3 separate regions of the Mus musculus genome follow, and regions 1 and 2 are each linked to region 3. A link is a contact called in ENCODE Hi-C or POLR2A ChIA-PET data. All regions are on one chromosome and are shown on one strand. The core of a region is the stretch at or near the end of the contact, and the rest is flanking DNA. Distances in the headings are between cores, read along the strand shown. Region 1 overlaps Tnfrsf21 (tumor necrosis factor receptor superfamily, member 21). Region 2 holds the start of Tnfrsf21 (tumor necrosis factor receptor superfamily, member 21). Region 3 overlaps Tnfrsf21 (tumor necrosis factor receptor superfamily, member 21).

Region 1 (3,854 bases), core at 103-2,602, 42 kb before region 3:
TCCTCTAGGGTTAGCTTTCACTATAATCTTTTTATATTGTGCAGGGGCCATCTTTAAATATTGTCTTCCATTTGGTCTATTTCTGCCCAGATCCATGGGGTTAGAGGGAAGAGCTAATGTGTGAGGTGCACATATGTGCATGTGTGGATGTGCGTGCGTGCGTGCGTATATGTGTGTGAACTATGTATGTATGTATGTATGTATGTAGAGGCATGTTCTCAGGTAGCTCAAGTGACTCTCAAACTTGACGTGTAGCCAAAGATAGCCTTGAACTCCTGATCCTCCTACCTCAGCTTCTCAAGTGTTGGGTTTACAAACTTGCGCCATCACAAGGGGATATTGTTTTGTTTTGGGACAAAGTTTCTTTATGTAGCTCAGACTGGTCTGGATCCTGTGATCCTCTTGTCTGAGTCTCCCTAGTACCGGCAAGTACTTCCACAACTTGGAAGGGGAAACTCTTGTTTAGATACAGTTTTTCCTTCTTCTTCTTTAAATAGCACAGTGGGATTAGCTATTGACTCTGGAATTGGGAGAGACTTTAGAGGACCCTGTAGTCTTGTTTGAGTAATAAGCTCTGCTCTCAACAGGCCTTCCCTCTGATTAGGCTTTGCAAAGCAGAGCTGCTCTGTTTGAGACAGAAGTGAGGGGGCTTGGAGCCTACCTCCCATTGCTCCTTGGCAAGAGGCAGCCCTGTGATTTTTGTCCAGTTCAGCGCTTGCTTCTTGTCCCACTGGTTTCTTCCTCCATCCACTTCGCTAAACACAGTTAATTCACACTCTCCTTTATTCTGTTTGCAGGAGATAGATGAGGTAATTTTATAGGTCAGCATTATAGTCCCTTAAAAACTGATAAAGGAGCCAGGCATGGTTGTGCAAACTAGCCCAGCTCCGTGGCTCATACCTGTAATCCCAGCAGCAACTGGAGAGTCTGAGTCAGGATTTCCACGAGGCCAGCCTGGGTTATAAAATAAGACTCTATCTCAAAACAAAATATCTTCAAAATAATTTTACCCCCACGAAATCAAGAATCCCAAATGGAGCAAGCATGGTATAGAGTGTAGGGAATGTGCAGTTGCTGGGTGGGGTTTGAACACAGCTAAGTGACCCCAACAAGTCAGACATCAGGAAAGAACCTACCATCCCTGTCTTAGAACAAAAGTCTGGACCCTTGTCTAGTCTGGTGGGTGTTGTCAGCAATGTGCACACTCAGGGTGGCTCCCTGGATCAGGAGCCCTGGGTGGGGAAGGCTGGGGTTGAGGCTCCATTTCCTAGAGCTTTGTGTATCTCCCCAGGGTGCACACTTTTGAGTCTACAGTGGGGGTGGGGCACTAATCTTGTACTCGGGCTCCATTGGACAGATGGTTTCCTCCACCCTGGGCATCTGCTGAACTCCGGATAGGGTGTCTGGGCTGGTTGTGCAAGTAGAGGGAGCAGGAAAAGGAAGGGCCAAGCCAAACGCTGAGAGAGGAGACTTACCACCAAGTAGCAGGATCTTCTCTTTCTCAATTTCCAATATGAAATTAAATTTCCCAACAAGAAAACCAACCACTATCCATCGCCAACCACCTCTGCCCCTACTTTCAGACTCAGAAGGAAGAAAACTAAGTATATCGTAAACTCTAAGGAGGAAACCTCAAGAACCGGTGAGAGGCGGGGAAGTACCCTGGCCCCACATAACTGTGGGGTTGGGAAAAGAATAGACTGGGGTCAAGTTTCGAGATGCTAAGAAGACAGACTCTTGATCACCTTGCAAGCAGTTTTTTTTCTTTTTCTTTTGCTTTGTTCTTTCAGTTACCGATGTAGCTGTAAATCTGTAAATCTAGAAGGAATTTGTTCGGTAGCTGGTAGCTTGGGGCAGCCATGATTTTCATACAAATTTCTCCATCTCACTGAGGATGGCAAAGACTATCAGGGCCTTCATTTTGACAGCCCCAGGGAAGCAGTCACTCTAGTCTTTTGCTCCCTGCTTCTCTTTCACAGCATCTCAGGACTTGGAACTTGGGATACCCCCAGGTGTGTGTGTGTGTGTGTGTGTGTGTGTGTGTGTGTGTGTGTGTGTGTGTGTGGTTTGTCCAGACAGGGTGTCTCCATGTAGCCCTGGCTATCTTAGAACTCAATTGGTAGACCAGACTAGCTCCAAACTCAGAGATCCGCCTGCTTCTGCCTCCCAAGTGCTGGGATTAAAGGCATATGCTACCACACCCAACGGGTCCTCCAAGTTTTTAATCTGGAAGTTGGTGAAACTCTGACCTGCTGGGTGAAGTTTTTATTTTAGAACATGAACACTGAGTTATTCTTGCTGGACCCAAGCTCAATGGGTAGATTTCTCAATGGATGCCTGCAGGGATTGTGTCTATCGGTTGTGGCCTTCAGAGACTGGACAAACTGCGTTTGAATCTAAAAGCACCAGCTCCATTGTTTAATGCACATAACAGGACTGTCAAAAGTATGGCTGTTTGTTAAAACAAAACAAAACAAAACAAAACAAAACAAAAGTTTATCATCAGGTATGCAGGTGCTATAGAAATGACAACTTTGGCACACACCTCCCTCTTTCTGATGTCAAGTTGGTGTGGTACCCGCCAGATCTTGAACAGTGGTGATGACCTGTTATTGCTGTTGCTGTTGCTGTTGCTCTGTTCGCCTCTGCTCCTCTATCTGACACCTCTCTTATTTCTTTCAGCTTGGATTCCTCAGCACCATCACAGCTCAACCAGAACAAAAGACTCTGAGTCTCCCTGGCACCTACCGCCATGTTGACCGTACCACTGGCCAGGTGCTAACCTGCGACAAGTGCCCAGCAGGAACGTACGTCTCCGAGCACTGTACCAACATGAGCCTGCGAGTCTGCAGCAGCTGCCCCGCGGGGACCTTTACCAGGCACGAGAACGGCATAGAGAGATGCCATGACTGTAGTCAGCCATGTCCATGGCCGATGATTGAGAGATTACCTTGTGCTGCCTTGACTGACCGAGAGTGCATCTGCCCACCTGGAATGTATCAGTCTAATGGTACCTGCGCTCCCCATACAGTGTGCCCCGTGGGCTGGGGTGTGCGGAAGAAAGGGACAGAGAATGAAGATGTGCGCTGTAAGCAGTGCGCTCGGGGTACCTTCTCTGACGTGCCTTCCAGTGTGATGAAGTGTAAAGCTCACACGGACTGTCTGGGTCAGAACCTGGAGGTGGTCAAGCCAGGGACCAAGGAGACAGACAACGTCTGTGGCATGCGCCTGTTCTTCTCCAGCACAAACCCACCTTCCTCTGGCACAGTTACCTTTTCTCACCCTGAGCATATGGAATCCCACGATGTCCCTTCCTCCACCTATGAGCCCCAAGGTAACTCAACCCCACGAATTGCTTGCTTGAGGAAGGCTTTGAGCCCAGTAGAGTGAGCTGCTAACCAAAGATGTTCTCTTCACTTTGCTAAATCTAAAAAATCATCCCTTGGAGGAGGGAACCTTCATTTTTTGTGTGGCTAATTAAATTTGGCTTCTTTGGACTTAATAGAAATATTGCAACTCAGAGGGTTTCTATTAGGAGACAACAGATATCTAGAAAGTAGGTTACATCAAACTGGCAAATAAAGAACTTCGAGAAATAAGGACAGTGTGTGACCTTATGTAAATCACTTAACCGACTCAGTGCTGGGCCTGAATGAGTGAGTTGAGTGATTTTAGTTGTTTAAGGTTCCTTTCAGATTAAAAAAAGTTATGTAAAATGGAGCTAATCGTGTGTAGATGGAGCCAGAAGAAGAGACAGCAAGGGAGAGCTTGTCATTATGTCTGGAAGGAAGGGAGGAATGTTGACTCCAAGGTAGGACAAAAAAAGAAAAGTTTAAATCTGAGTAAAGGTAGCC
Region 2 (3,695 bases), core at 994-3,493, 61 kb before region 3:
GGGTACACACTGTAGCTGTACAGATGGTTGTGAGCCTTCATCTGGTTGTTGGGAATTGAATTTAGGACCTCTGCTCGCTCCAGCCAACCCCATTTGCTCTGGTTGGCCCCACTTGCTCCATCCCAAAGATTTATCTATTATTATAAATAAGTACACTGTAGCTGTCTTCAGACACACCAGAAGAGGGCGTCAGATCTCATTATGGATGGTTGTGAGCCACCATGTGGTTGCTGGGATTTGAACTTAGGACCTTCGGATGAGCAGTCAGTGCTCTTACCTGCTGAGTGCTGAGTCATCTCACCAGCATTTTATATTCTAACTAGATTCAATAGACACTTTTGTTTTGTTTTGTTTTGTTTGTTTTTTGTTTGTGATGAAGAATACTAAGGGGTTTTTACTTAGTTAGCAGTAAGCAAGATGAACTGAATATATTGTATCAAGAGGCATCGAGATTGCATGGCTGTAACTCAGGTGGTGATGAAGGAGGATAACCATCCCCTGGAGGCTAACCTGAGCTACACAGCAAGACCCAACCCAAAAGCAGCCAGCCAACCAAACCAAACTCAAACCCAAAGGCCCGTGAAAAATTGAATTCTGATGATTAGTGCCCCATAAGGACCTTATGGAACATGAAAACAATAGGAAGAACAAAGAGAACGAGCAGGTCAGAACCACACTTACCCAAATTAAAGTCTCCCAGCTTGGAAGATCAAATCATACATTACCTCAAGTAACTCATATTTGTCTGCAAGGTGTCAGCTGACCCCTTTTCTTTAATATCTCACTTCCCACCCCCACCCCCTTTTAAACAGAAAGACCTTTGATTGTGGTGGCCAATAATTTGAAGTTTTGAAGAATTAATTGGCCCTATTATACATGAAGACATAGTAATCCCCCTTCACTTTTGGAAGCCTCGGAGAGAGTTTGAGAATTTCAAGTTGAAATATCACCCCCTTTCACAAAATTCTGTATTTAAGGATAGTATTTTTCAGAATTTAAAAAAATTTTTTACTGGAAACTTAATATTACAGCATTCCCCTTCAGGGTTTATGGTCAAGCTTTTTTAAATATATGTTTTATTTCTTTAACTGGCAGATGTTTGAAAGATGAGAGTAGGATTAATCCTCATATTAATTTTTAAATACATCTCATTCTTCCAAAGAATGCCGAGAAAAAGAACCAACTCTCCATGTAGTAACTGGCAAGGAAGGAAATAGGGCTCCTACCATGGCAACTCCCTGTCAGGGATGCTTAGTGTTGTTTCTGTCCAGGTTCCTCACTGCTGAGAACAAATAGCCAACAATACTGAGAGACGGGGAGGTTTCTTCTGGCTAACAGTTTCAGGGATACAGTTATTGCAGGAGAGGAGAGGAGAGGAGAGGAGAGGAGAGGAGAGGAGAGGAGAGGAGAGGAGAGGAGAGGAGAGGAGAGGAGAGGAGAGGAGGCAGCTGGTTAAACCGGGTCTGCAGTCAGGAAGCAGGGGAGCCACACATAAATGCCGAGACTACACTTGCTTTTTCCTTTTGCTCCACTGTGAGAACACAGCAGACCTCAAAACACAGCAGTTTGGGAACCAACACACACGTCTCTTTGTGTCTGGCAATTGATGTAAGCTCCATGGTTTTTGCTTTTTTTCTAGCTCCTTTAATTGATTGATTGATTGATTGATTGATTGATTGATTTCTGAGACTGGATTTTGCTCTGTAAGCCAGGCTTGTGTAGAACTCCAATTTTGGCTGGCCTGGAATTGGAGAAGTTCATATTCTCATTATACAGAGTGCTTAATGGCACCGTTATGCTCAGGTCATTCATTCATTCATTCATTCATTCATGCATGCATGCATGCATGCATGCATGAGATAGGAGTTTTCTGTGTAGCTCAGAATTTCCCTCCAACTTCAAATTCTCCTTCCTCAGCTTTCCTGGCAATGAAAATACAGGCCTGCGCCATTATGCGCAAGTTATATTGGCTGTTGTTAATATTTATGTTAGGAAAAGAAAATAGTCTCTGTTTTACATACAATCTACTTGGAATCATTTTTTTTTTTTAAAGTTAAGTCGGGGTGAGGGGTGTGTGCAGGTTAACAAGCAAACGCAATTCCTCCAGCTAACGCCAAGGGGCACCCTCTCCTTCCCCTCGGTTTCTGGAGCGCCTTGAGTTCTTTCCATCTGCACAAAGAGCCCGGCCTCCTCCCGGGTGACATCACAAAGGGTCGTTCTCCGCCCCTTCGGCGCCACCACGTGTGTCCCCGAGCTGAGTGGCCATCCGACTCAGTCCCTCGCCGGCCGGTCTAGGCAGCGGAGGAGGCGAGTGCTTGATAGTGGCTGGAAGCTTCGCTATGGGAAGTCGCTCTTTAGCACTGTCGCGGCTAGCCCTGCTCTCTGGTTCTCCGCAGCCGCTGTCGTTGGAGAGCACCGGGAGGCGCGGGTTGCGAGCGCGCCTGCTTCTCACCGCCCGGGCGCCAGCGCCCCTGGGCAGGTGCTGAGCGCCTTTCGGAGCCTCCCCTGCTGCCTCCCTCTTCCGCCTGGGTGCCTGGCTGCTGCAGTGCACATGGGCTGCTGGAGGTAGATGGGCTCACCGCCCGTGAGGCGGCGGTGGATGCGGCGCTGGGCAGAAACAGCCACCAATTCCAGCTGCCGTGGGGCCGAGCGCCCCGGGCGCCGCTGCGAGCCCCGAGCTCGGCCATGGGGACCCGGGCAAGCAGCATCACCGCCCTCGCCTCTTGCAGCCGCACCGCCGGCCAAGTCGGAGCCACGATGGTCGCCGGCTCTCTTCTCCTGGTGAGCGATAGGAGGGGACCCTAGGGTGGCGGCTACGTTCGAGCCTGTGTCCGGGAGCCGGGCGGGTCCTCGGGCCCGTAGTGCCGGAGGCGCGCGGTGGGACCAGACGGGTTGGAAGGGTTGGTTACAAGGCAATAGCCAGACCGAGGAGGACTCCTACTAGATCGTGTGTGTGTGTGTGTGTGTGTGTGTGTGTGTGTGTGTGTGTGTGGTGAGCTAAGGCTAGTGAGTGTTAAAGAATTATTTTTCTTGCAATCTGGCTGCTTGAAGGAGGCGCGAGAGGTGTCCGCCTCGAGGTCCTGCGCATTTTTGGGTTTTTGCCCCCGACTCGGCCTATCTCGCACCCCAACACCCAGCCTCACCCCAATATCATTCGCTGCCAGACCCTCGGCGCGGTGCGAGGCCCGAGTAGTCCTGTCAGTAGCCAGCTGCCGGTTGTGGCCGCTCCTTTGTCGCTACTGCAATGTCATGTCCGGATGCTACCGCAGTGGAGACAGCCGGATCGGTGCGCTCCGGACGCGAGCAACCGCTGCATGCTTCCGCGCGCGAAGCTTTCCGGAGTAGGGCGCAGGCCACCCCTTGCTTCAGCTTCCTTGCTTCTCTCCTCCCTCTTAGTTCAGATGGGTCCTGATTTCTGCAAGCCAAAAGAAGAAGAAGAAGAAGGAGCCCGGGTGGGTGGTGGGGGTGGGGTGGGAGGGGGAGGAGGAGAAGAAGGACCCAGAGACCCAGGCGCCTCTAAAGCACAGGCTTGGAGCCAACCGGCGCTGTGGCTCTCAGTCGAGGGGGAGGGGAAAGAGCTACATAAAGGACGATTAATTTTCCCCATCCTTTTCTTATTTCTCCCTTTCTGTGTTTAGACATGTCACCAAGCAAGATGATGCAGGCTCTCTCAGCACCCAAATCTGGGGCGTGCC
Region 3 (4,218 bases), core at 607-3,106:
CTTTAGCCTCAGACTGTCAGACAGGAAAGGGCACAGCTTCGTGCCTTCTTCTGCTTTCAGAAATGTTTCCCTTCTACACCCTTACATATATCCAGAGAGATGCAAACTGTATACTCTGGCAGGCATACTCGCTGCCTATGGTATTTGCTATCCCAAGAGTAGAAGCCACAGGGATGCCAGAGCAGGTAAGTGTCTCCACACTTATCAGAGGACTTATCGAGAATGAGCGGCGTGGGTGGAGACTGTTTGTCCCTGCCTAGTGGTACTGTGTACACAGAGACGTGAGGAACAGTGCACGGGAAATTGCTCACACACTGGATAACCTCTGTGGGATCAGAACCTGAGGGGCTGAAACCTTGAAGTCTGAGAGGGGGACCATTAGGGTGGAAGCCAGGTGTGTTGAGGTTATAACAGCACCAATTCGTTGAATTTATTCAGCAATACTAATTTAATCAAATCTGTCAGGCTCAAAAAACCTAATTGAGGGCCTCTGAGGTGCCTCAGTGGGTAAAGACACCTGATGTCAAATCTGTGTTCTATCCCTACACGGAGGAAGAAGAGATCCACCTTCACCTAACTGACCTCTGACCTCCACCCCCCCCCCCACACACACACACACACGCACACACACACTAGGTGTGATATGTTTTAAACAATAAAATATAAGGAGAAATCTTTAAAAAAATTTTTCCTTGAGCCAAACATGGTACCTTTAATCCCAGCACTCAGGAAGCAGAGGCAGGCAGAGCTCTGTGAATTCAGGACCAGCCCGGTATATGTGTGTGTGTGTGTGTGTGTGTGTGTGTGTGTGTGTGTGTGTGTGGTTTAGCACAGCAAGGGTTGTGTTAGAGAGGTGCTGCTGTCTCAAGAAACAAAGCAAAGCAAAACAAAAACTTACTAACAAAGACTAACTTGAGTCTTTTTACATCAAGGCATTATTTATTGTGAAATTGCTTTCCATTCTTCGGGTCCTCGGGCAAAAATTTTTAAAAGTTTATGCAACGTGTTTTCCTGGTTAAAACTGTCTAGGCTGCACTAAGGGGAATCCCGGTTTCTAAACAGCATGATCTCCCAGGATCCTGACTGAGCTTGGCTACAATCTTCTAAGATGTGAGTGGGTTCCCATTCGCAACCAAGAAAGCCCGCTTACTCTCTTCCTCACTCCCTTTTATTTATTTATTTATTTATTTATTTATTTATTTATTTATTTATTTATTTATTTATGAGAAAGCTCACCCCATGAGTCAGCTCCCGGATGCAAAGGCAGTACTACTGCTGTCAGCAGCCTGGACAGCTTGCAGACAGCCGCCCCAGCAGCTGGGCGGGGCACTCCCGCCCGCCCTCCGGAGCCAGCTGGTTCTTACCAGCTTTGGCTGCTTTTGAAGCACGTCTTGTGGCTTCCCGCAGCTTTTCCATCTGAGCTCCGGGGAAAGGAAGAGTTCTTTTGCTTGAGACAAAGATTGACGGTTCACACTTGGACATAGCTAATCTTTGGGCTCCCGTTTTTTTGAAACTAATTCTCAGGAATGAATGGTCAGAACTCATGGATGCCGCAGAGAGGCAACATCACAGTAACTACCTTGATTTGGAATTAGGGGTTTTAAGATGCGATCTATCATGGCTAATTAATCTGTGGTTAACTTACGCAGAGTCTTCAGAAAGACTTCAGTTGTAGTAAAATCCTATCTGGTTGTCTGGGCCTCAACTAATCAGGGTGGGAGGAAGTCACTCTTCAGATAATTTCCCAGTGGCTTCAGGCATGGGCTAGCCAGGTTAGCATTGAGTTTCTCTCTGTGATGGAGAAGTTCACGCTGGGCTTTGCCTTGGCTCCCAGATTCTCTGTTCACTCATCTATGTTTCTTCTGCGGCTTGGCCAGGGAGTTCCCAGGGAGGTCCGTCTTGGCTTCTGTTCCTCCTCCTACTTCCATCCCATGACCTTCAGTGACCCTAGGGAGAGTTAGACAGTAGAGGACCTGTGCTGTCTGCCTGCTAATTGGTGATTTAGACTGGAAGTGTTGTGAGCACAGTTCCTTCCTTATGCAATAAACACACCTCTTTGCATGTCACCTGAGGTCTGGGCCAGGTTGGTGGAGAGGAAAGAAGAAAAGAAACAGCTTGTTAAGAATTCATTTTATTTCAACATACTTGCCTTATCTCTGTATATGTGGCTATTTCCAATACAATAACGCATGTCTGTGACTCCAAATATGGAATAACTGACCAGTATTTCCTGAAAGGTTTGGGAATCAACATCGTGACATTTCCATCTATGTACTTATTATTTGGAAAAACAAATCCTGGGGGTGGGGTAGGGGTAGAAGTGGGGGTGATAGCTGTGAAGGTGGCTCATGCTCTCCTCTAACCCCAGCACTCAGCAGGCAAAGGCAAAGGATCTCTGAGTTCGAGGTCAGCCTGGTCTACAGAGCGAGTTTCAGGACAGCCAGCCAGGGCTAAACAGAGAAACCCTGTTTCGAAAAACAAAATTGTTCGGTAAATTTGATTTATTTTAGGTAGGACTCCTTGTTCTGAGTTGGGTACAACAAGAATTCACACTTCAGAAGGATAATTTCAAAGTTAGTGTCAGGGCTGGAGAGATGGTGCCGTGGTGCAGGGAGCTTATTGCTTTAGCAGACAACCTGAATCTGAGTCCTGTTACCAACATCCGGCAGCTTACAACTGCCTGTAACTTCAGCTTCAAGGGATCTGATATTCCTCTGAACACACACACACACACACACACACACACACACACACACACACCGCAAATAAGTAATATAAATATTTTTTAAAATTATTGTCTCCTCTCATTTAAGATTTAAAGGAACCCTACTTTCCTTTTAATGAAGGCAGTGTGGGTTTTTTTGTTGTTGTTATTTCTTTTGTTTTTTGGTTTTTTTTTTTTTTGAGATTAAGATATTTCACCATTATATTTACCCCCTTCTTTTCCTTCCTCCAAACTTTCCCATATACCCTTTCTTCCCCTCTTTCAAATACATCATCTTTTTTATTATATTGTGATATTGTTAAGGGATCATTGTATCGGGCATTCTTCAGTCTGTGAACTTGGGAATGAAATAGATTCAGATAAAAATTTTATGATCTGACTTATCTGAAATCCTGCGAGCACATAGACTTAAATTCCTTTTTAAAATTAAAAAAAAAATTGAAAATGCATGTTTTGTCTGCACTTGAGTATGTGTATTGCAAGAAGCATGCCTGGTTCCTGTGGAGGTCAGGATAAAGTATGGAATCGCCAGAAACTGGAGTAGCAGAGGGTTGGATGCCACTGTGTGGGTGCTGGAGTTGCACTCAGGTCCTCTGCACGAGCAGCAAGGGCTCTTCACCCGCTGAGCCATCTCTCCAGCCCCAGATTTCACTTCTTTATTACTTTATCATCTGAATTTTTGCTCTCTAACATAAGGACAAGTAGATTCGATAGAGTCAGGTATTACAAAATACTGACCTGGCAAGAAAGATAAGGCTCAAGCTGAAATTCCTCCACGGACCTGCAGATGGTCTGAAATGTAATTTCATATTCATTATTTGCGCTGGGAAGGTGAGGGAAACAAGCTTGAGATACTATCACAACCCCCACCCGCTTGTCATTTATACTCCCTTGTGGCTGGAGTTTCCTTGAGATAAACCTTTAGTGCGAATTCTATTTGCTTGCTCCTCCTTAACTGGTCCATCACTGGTCTGCTGGATTCTGCACTACTTTCAAATAGAAAACACATTTTCGGTCTCAGCGGAAGTGTGTAGTGTTTACAGACTCCCTCACCCACCCTTCCATCCTAGAGCATCTGCATAGCTGGAGCGTAAAGTTCTGAGTTCCGTGCCCGGGCAGTCCCTGCCGAGCAACCCTTCCACTGCCCAGAGGCCAGGGCCCTTCATGTACTGTTGGTGACGAGTTTATGGGGTTCAGCCTCTCTAAGCGCTGTGGGTTCTCATTCCTCAGCAATGGGCTGCAGACAGCTTGGATGGAGCCATCTTGGCATTCTGTGACTGCCAGCTTTTCCTCTTTCTTCTCCATCTCCTACTCTTTCTCAAAGATGTGGTCTTTCAGTTCCGCCTCTTCTTAAGCTTGCCCTTGAAGTACTGACCCTCCTGCCTCTACCTGGTGGGTATGTGCCACCATGCCTAGTTTTATGTGGTGCTGAGTATCGAACTCAGGGGCTTGGTGCATGCTAGACAAGTATATGACCAACTGAGCTGCATCCC

Evidence for each region. Hi-C counts contacts between places; a loop is a spot of excess contacts on that map. ChIA-PET counts read pairs that join two places held with the same protein, here RNA polymerase II (POLR2A).
Region 1: a map of left cerebral cortex shows a loop between it and region 3 (2.9-fold over the local background). The contact joins two enhancer-like sites. A Hi-C loop is called at or near these places in 2 of 37 maps with a recorded cell type or tissue (gastrocnemius and left cerebral cortex). POLR2A ChIA-PET finds 5 or more read pairs at or near these places in 4 of 5 experiments (Patski and embryonic stem cell).
Region 2: a loop to region 3 is called in a map of heart, with 4 times the contacts of the local background. The contact joins the promoter of Tnfrsf21 here to the enhancer-like site in region 3. A Hi-C loop is called at or near these places in 12 of 37 maps with a recorded cell type or tissue (gastrocnemius, heart and left cerebral cortex). POLR2A ChIA-PET finds 5 or more read pairs at or near these places in 3 of 5 experiments (Patski and embryonic stem cell).

Annotation. Positions count from the first base shown.
Region 1 is chr17:43,034,913-43,038,766 of GRCm38, forward strand. Tnfrsf21 (tumor necrosis factor receptor superfamily, member 21) reads left to right here. Exons shown (of 6, transcript NM_178589.3): 2 at 2,683-3,334. Among named protein-coding and RNA genes, the nearest start is that of Tnfrsf21, 20 kb to the left of the region's middle. Within about 2 kb of position 1,353, at least 1 of the 3 ENCODE cell types and tissues checked has a DNase peak (open chromatin) inside an H3K27ac peak, as active enhancers do; it is gastrocnemius, where a contact is called at or near this core.
Region 2 is chr17:43,014,312-43,018,006 of GRCm38, forward strand. Tnfrsf21 (tumor necrosis factor receptor superfamily, member 21) reads left to right here and starts at 2,244. Exons shown (of 6, transcript NM_178589.3): 1 at 2,244-2,781. The coding sequence starts at 2,686.
Region 3 is chr17:43,075,911-43,080,128 of GRCm38, forward strand. The region is part of intron 4 of Tnfrsf21 (tumor necrosis factor receptor superfamily, member 21); the gene reads left to right. Among named protein-coding and RNA genes, the nearest start is that of Gm34627, 39 kb to the right of the region's middle. Within about 2 kb of position 1,857, at least 2 of the 3 ENCODE cell types and tissues checked have a DNase peak (open chromatin) inside an H3K27ac peak, as active enhancers do; they include gastrocnemius and heart, where a contact is called at or near this core.